Linked DNA regions of Homo sapiens: region 1 is linked to region 2. Evidence: chromatin loops called from intact Hi-C (ENCODE). Cell type or tissue: right lobe of liver. All regions are shown on one strand. Each heading gives the region's core, and the rest is flanking DNA. Links, peaks and the distances in the headings are about the cores only.

The links. Peaks named below come from ENCODE experiments on the same cell type or tissue, not always from the same donor. Only the 100,000 strongest peaks of a DNase experiment are listed, where the experiment ranks them.
Region 1: it touches region 2 in a loop (2.2-fold over the local background); 2 of 110 quality-filtered maps call a loop at or near these places.

The regions. Positions count from the first base shown.
Region 1 is chr10:93,223,233-93,226,142 of GRCh38, reverse strand. No RefSeq gene overlaps it. Among named protein-coding and RNA genes, the nearest start is that of CYP26A1, 150 kb to the right of the region's middle. In right lobe of liver, for the core only: a CTCF peak has its summit at 1,575 (motif pointing left); no DNase peak of the experiment used is centred there; H3K27ac peaks cover 366 bases.
Region 2 is chr10:93,179,540-93,182,449 of GRCh38, reverse strand. No RefSeq gene overlaps it. Among named protein-coding and RNA genes, the nearest start is that of CYP26A1, 110 kb to the right of the region's middle. In right lobe of liver, for the core only: no CTCF peak of the experiment used is centred there; DNase peaks (open chromatin) are centred at 299, 1,009 and 1,599; H3K27ac peaks cover 2,231 bases.

The DNA of each region.
Region 1 (2,910 bases), core at 114-2,613, 44 kb before region 2:
CTTTGCCCTCACTGGCAGAGGGCAGTCGCCCCATGTGACAAGGCAAGGAGCCAACTGAGCTGCTAACACGCAGCTGACCACGGACAGCAGAGCTAAGAGAGCACTGTAACACTCCCTCTGGGGCACCAGGGTAGCAGGCACCCCCACCTGGGTATCGCCATGGGCCCTACATGAAGCTTGCTCCTGCCAGCATCTGGAATGGCCAGCTGGATCCTGCACTTTTTCACTCATGCCTGGTCTGGTCACAGGCCCTGCATGAAGCTTGCTTCTGCTGGTGCCTGGAGCAGCTGGTGCCCAGAGCAACCGAATGGATCCCACACTTGCTCACTCATGTACTCCCTCCTGCAAAGGGTTGACTTTGGTGGGCTGAGTAAACAGGGCACGCCTGTCGTGAGTCCGTCGAAGGGGCCAAGAAAAATCCTGCATCAAAACTATCAGAAAATGAGCACACACATATGTGCAGAGCTAATGTCAAGCAAAGTTCAGAATGTTAAGGATCTAGGTTTGTCTCATTTTTTTTTTTTTTTTTTTTTTTTTTTTTTTTTTTTTTTTTTGAGATGGAGTCTCACTCTATCGCCCAGGCTGGAGTGCAGTGGCATGATCTCAGCTCACTGCAACCTCTGCTGCCCAGGTTCAAGTGATTCTCCTGCCTCAGCCTCCTGAGTAGCTGGGATTACAGGAGCCCACCACCACGCCCGGCTAATTTTTGTATTTTTAGTAGAGACAGGGTTTCACCATCTTGGCCAGGCTGGTCTTGAACTCCTGACCTCGTGATTCACCTGCCTCAGCCTCCCAAAGTGCTGGGATTACAGGGGTGAGCCACTGTGCCTGGCCTGTCTCATTGTTTTAATGCTTCCTTGATTTATGAAAAGAAAGTTGTGTATGGAGAACACCACAGACAGAAACAAAGGGAGATGAGGTAGGAATTAAAAGAGAGAGAGAGGCTTGGCGTGATGGCTGATGCCTGTAATCCCAGCACTTTGGGAGGCCGAGGCGGGCAGATCACGAGGTCAGGAGATCGAGACCATCCTGGCTAACACGGTGAAACCCCACCTCCACTAAAAATACAAAAAATTAGCCGGGTGTGGTGGCACACACCTGTAGTACCAACTACTCCGGAGGCTGAGGCAGGAGAATTGCTTGAACCCAGGAGGCAGAGGTTACAGTGAGGCAAGATTGTGCCACTGCACTCCAGCCTTGGTGACAGAGTGAGACTCTCTTAAAAAAAAAAAAAAAAGAGAGAGAGAGAGAGAAAGAAAGCCAGAGGAGAGAGAAAGAAAACCAGACAGAAAAACTGGCATCTGCATAGAATGGGGACCATGCAGTGTCCTGCAAAGCCCAAACTGTATCAGTCTTGGCTAACCCTTCCCTGAATTCTCCTCTTTATAGAGGGGGTGAGTTTGAATTGGAGGATTTGCCCTCCTGTCTGGTCTAGTCAGACAGCTGGGAGACCCTCAGCAAGCTCTAATGCTCCACAATTCCAGAAATTGGCCAAGCCTCTATTCCTAGCCAGAGAGACCTCAGCAGCTACTGTGGGTGTCAGGACAGAGTCTGTGTGATCAAGGTGCCATCGGGTGGTGCTGGTGTCTTTGTGTCAACAAGATAAGCCTTTCTCCTGATTCTTCTGGGTGCAAGTTAGCTGAAACTAGGATCTTCACTTTCATGGGTCATGCCATGGACAAGGAAAAAGGAGAGCTGAGTTCATCCTTTCTGATGTCTGTTTTATGCTGTCATGGCACAAAGGAAGACAGAAAGCCCCACATCTGACTTGGGAGTTGAAATCCAGGTGAGGGATGAGGATAAACAGGTGCCGAGGGCCTGCTGTTTATACAGGTGTGCCAATTCTCCGACCACCTTGGTACTGCCCTCCCATTGACGAGCCCACTAGTGGAGGGCCCAGCATCCACTCTGTACACCATGGTGGGCTGCAGTTTCATGGGAGAGCTCCATCTACTGGAAGAGCCCTCTACCCCATCTGTTCTCTAGAAAGTGGTTAATACACATTCCCCCTAAAGTAAAAACCTAGATGTCATTTAAAGTGTGATCCCTCCAAGAGAAACGTAAGTTCCAACAACAGATCTAAAGGCAATTGATGTTGGAGCAATAATGATGGAAATCTGGGTGGCCTTTTCCAAATACCAGTACAGGTGACATTGAGGGGCAGCAGCTCTTCAGAACTCACTTCAGATCATGACCCTGACCACTCATAAGGGTGCCTCTGAATGGAATAACAAGATTTGGGTGATGCTTGGAGGATTCTGTTTTCTCCTAATTAATTTATTCTTTTTGAGTTACCATAAAACTTGAAGGCCTAAGTAAATTCAGGGCACCCTAAAATGCACTTCAACAACAACCTGGCCAAAATCTCACAATATTCTCTGTAAGCTATTCCATTCAATTGCAGTGTCAAATTGAAGCATTGGTGGGGCCCAGGCAAAGTATGATAATATCACAGCTCCTCCCTCTACCCTATACTTGCTTTTTCACAGACAGTGAAACGTTGGCATCATTCTTCAGGAGACACATAAGGGAAGGTGACTGAGCACAGGTGTGGAGCCAGAGGCTCAAGGTATGGTGGAGCTGTGGCTGGCACTAGCTTCTGAGCTTTCCCGGTTTCCTTAACCATGACCAGGAGGCCCAGAGAGCCACAGGTCTGAGAGAAGAGTGAGAGGAAGCAAGGTTCCAGAAGCACCATCTCTGCGAAAATATGGCATTGAGGACTTGCAAACAGATTTACTAATGGGAAAAACTATGCTGAGAAACACTTTTGGTGTATCAGAGGACATGGGAAGATTTAGCTTAAGGTTCAAAGAAATCTTAGCAAAGAAAAGAAAAAGAGCAATAATTAGCCTCAGGAAACTAAAAAGTTATACAAGAAAATAAATGTCATGATAGTACACTACTTGGCTC
Region 2 (2,910 bases), core at 109-2,608:
CATGGTCATCTATAAAATGGGATTATGGGTGCTGCCTCAGAGTACTGAGAGGCGAACTGATGAAAGAGCACATGAAGGCCCCTAACCCTACATCATGTATATAGTAGAAGCTCAATACAATATATAGCGGATTGTCACACTTATTTTCCATTTTGGGCCTCTCAGTTTACCTTAACCATGGATATCAGGGTGTGTTGGGGAGAAGAAAATCAAGCCATTTTACTCACCGTTGTAAATATCACCATCATTATCTTGATTGTGGCAGTTATTCATTTATCGGGTGCCCTATTGCATGCCCGGCACTGTGCCTGGCAACATACATATCCTGCTTCCAATCCCTGTAACACTGCAAGGTACATAGCCTTCCCATTTTTCAGATAAACAATCTGACATCACAAATGGTTAACAATTTGCCTAAGTTTTCACAATGAATTTAAGCCCAATGGAGCAGAAACTGCGCAAAAGGAATTGTGCAAAAGTTTAGAGGCTTCTCAGAAAAACTAAGGAACTTGAAATGTAGCTATATTTAGACATCCAGACATAATCAGTTTAACCATTTTGACCAAATCAGAACGATTAAATGGTTTGGTTGAGGTTTCAGACTAGAAACCTTGACCCAGAATCCTGTGACTTAAGTCAAAGAGACTGAATAGTTGTGCCTCTGTTTAGACCCTGGAATTTCAATGGGTGCAGATGATGTTTATCAGAATCGTCTTGAGAATTCTTTCAAACCACACATACCTGTCCTCCCCTCCTCCCCAAAGAGAAGGGACTGAGTGGCAGTTGCTGATACAAGAAAATCCTGAGACCAGACATAGATGCCCTGCAATTTGGGGAAACAGAAGGGAATTTTTCTTTTCCCATGAAGACTCATAGCCCAGCTTTACTGTCTCTAGGCACTAGGAGAAAATGAAATTTCAAAGGTCAAAAATAAAAGTACTCATTTTGCACAATGCCACTGGAGTGACACTGCAATGACGGGAAAATGTGAACTATGTGAGGGAGGGCGAGTTTCGCATGCAGGCAGACAGGCTCTTCTCAGTGCAGGGACTCCAGAGCCCCAGGCGTCTGGAACCCACCAGGCACCTTCACCCACCCGGGGAAGCCTGGTGCCTTTGCATGTCTTAAAAGCCAGTCTATACTTTGGCTCCTGGAATGAAAAATTACACCAAAAGAAATGCCTGATTTTTATTAACTAGCCTCAAAAGGAGTCTTTCACTAATTCTGGGGAAAGTATTTTGCTTGAGTGCTATCCCACTTTGGCAAATGTGATGTGGAGGGGTTGGCTCTAAGGGGTTTTGCCCTGGGCAAATGGTTGAGCACAAACACCCTGCTGACTCCGGGGACAATTTAAAGGCGAGGGAAGAGATTTCCTTGAATCGATATGGTAGAGCCAAAATAAATGGCTACTCCTGTTCTCTTGAGAAAACATTATTATGATTTTTTTTTTCTCACAAAAGAGATCCCCGATGCAATTGACCAGGGAGAGTACTAGGAGGCCTGGTTTGGGATTCAAAGAGGCTGGGCCTAGTCCAGAAGCCTCTGAAGCCGGTTGCTCAGCCGCCATGTGCCTGGAGCAAGGGAAGGGGCGGAAGTGGCTTTGGATCTGCGCCACCCTCGCAGCATGTGAACAGGCCTGGGTTTTGACAGATTAAAGATGGCTCCTGCAGACCGGGCAGGAGTGGGTGGTATCAGGGCTTTTACCCAAAGCTCTCCGTCAACTGCAGCAAAGTGAAAACGCACATGGACAATCCTGGATCAGCAGCAAAGATTTTGGAAGGAAATGTTAGCGAAAAGCCAGAGCAGGAGACCAGAGCAATAAATCAGGCCGGGAGAAGTCTGAGTTGAAGGATGCTGCTGCCTGGCCTATCACTCCCCGGCCAGCGGAAGCACACGTGGGTCACATCCGCATTGACTCTAGCACCCTGCCAGCTTATTCTGGCTCCAAGAAAATGAGAACATCTTGGCTAAAGATGTTGGGGGCAGCGAGTGATTTTAAGTAAAAAAAAAAAAAAAAAAAAAATCTACTTGAAGGGAAACTAAAGGTCTGGGGCCTCTCACTTTAGACAAACGGGCTAACTAAAGCATGGTGGCTGGAACTAAGGTTCACAGGAGAATAAAAGCTGATGGAAAAGAGAAAAGCAGGGGAAAGAACCAGTATCCATCTTTCAGGGATGTTTTCTTGGGTACCACACTGATGATTTTTGGAAAATTAATAGTAAAATGCCAACACAAACTCCCTAGTCACTATTATAAGGTGGTTAAAAGCTCAGGATTGATTGATTAATTGATTATTTGAGACAGAGTCTTGCTCTGTCACCCAGGCTGTAGCGTAGTGGTGCAATCTCGGCTCACTACAACCTCCACCTCCCGGGTTCAAGCAATTCTCCTGCCTTAGCCTTCCAAATAACTGGGCTACTGGCGCGCAGCACCATGCCCGGCTAATTTTTGTATTTTTAGTAGAGACAGGGTTTTACCATGTTGGCCAGGCTGGTCTCAAACTCCTGACCTCAGGTGATCTGCCCGCCTTGGCCTCCCAAAGTGCTGGGATTACAGGCGTGAGCCACCGCACCTGACCCAAAAGTCCAGGATTTAGATTCAGACCTCTGAGCCTCAATTTCTTCATCCATATAACAGGTGCAATAATTCCTGTTTCATAATGCAAGGATTATCCAAAGCACAGGGCCCTGGTGTGGCAGCTGAGATCATTTGTGACCACTTCCGAAAAGTGTTTCCAGAAATCATGGCAGTTGATGGGAAAGAGGCCTCATTCTTCCAGATTTCTTTGTGAATGGCCAAGGAGAAAGCAGAGAAAAATTAGCTAATTGTGTGTTGATAAAAAAAATGATCCACGTTAAAAAGAGAGAGAGAGAGAGAATCCACTTTGTACTTCTCAGCCTCTGCCTCTTC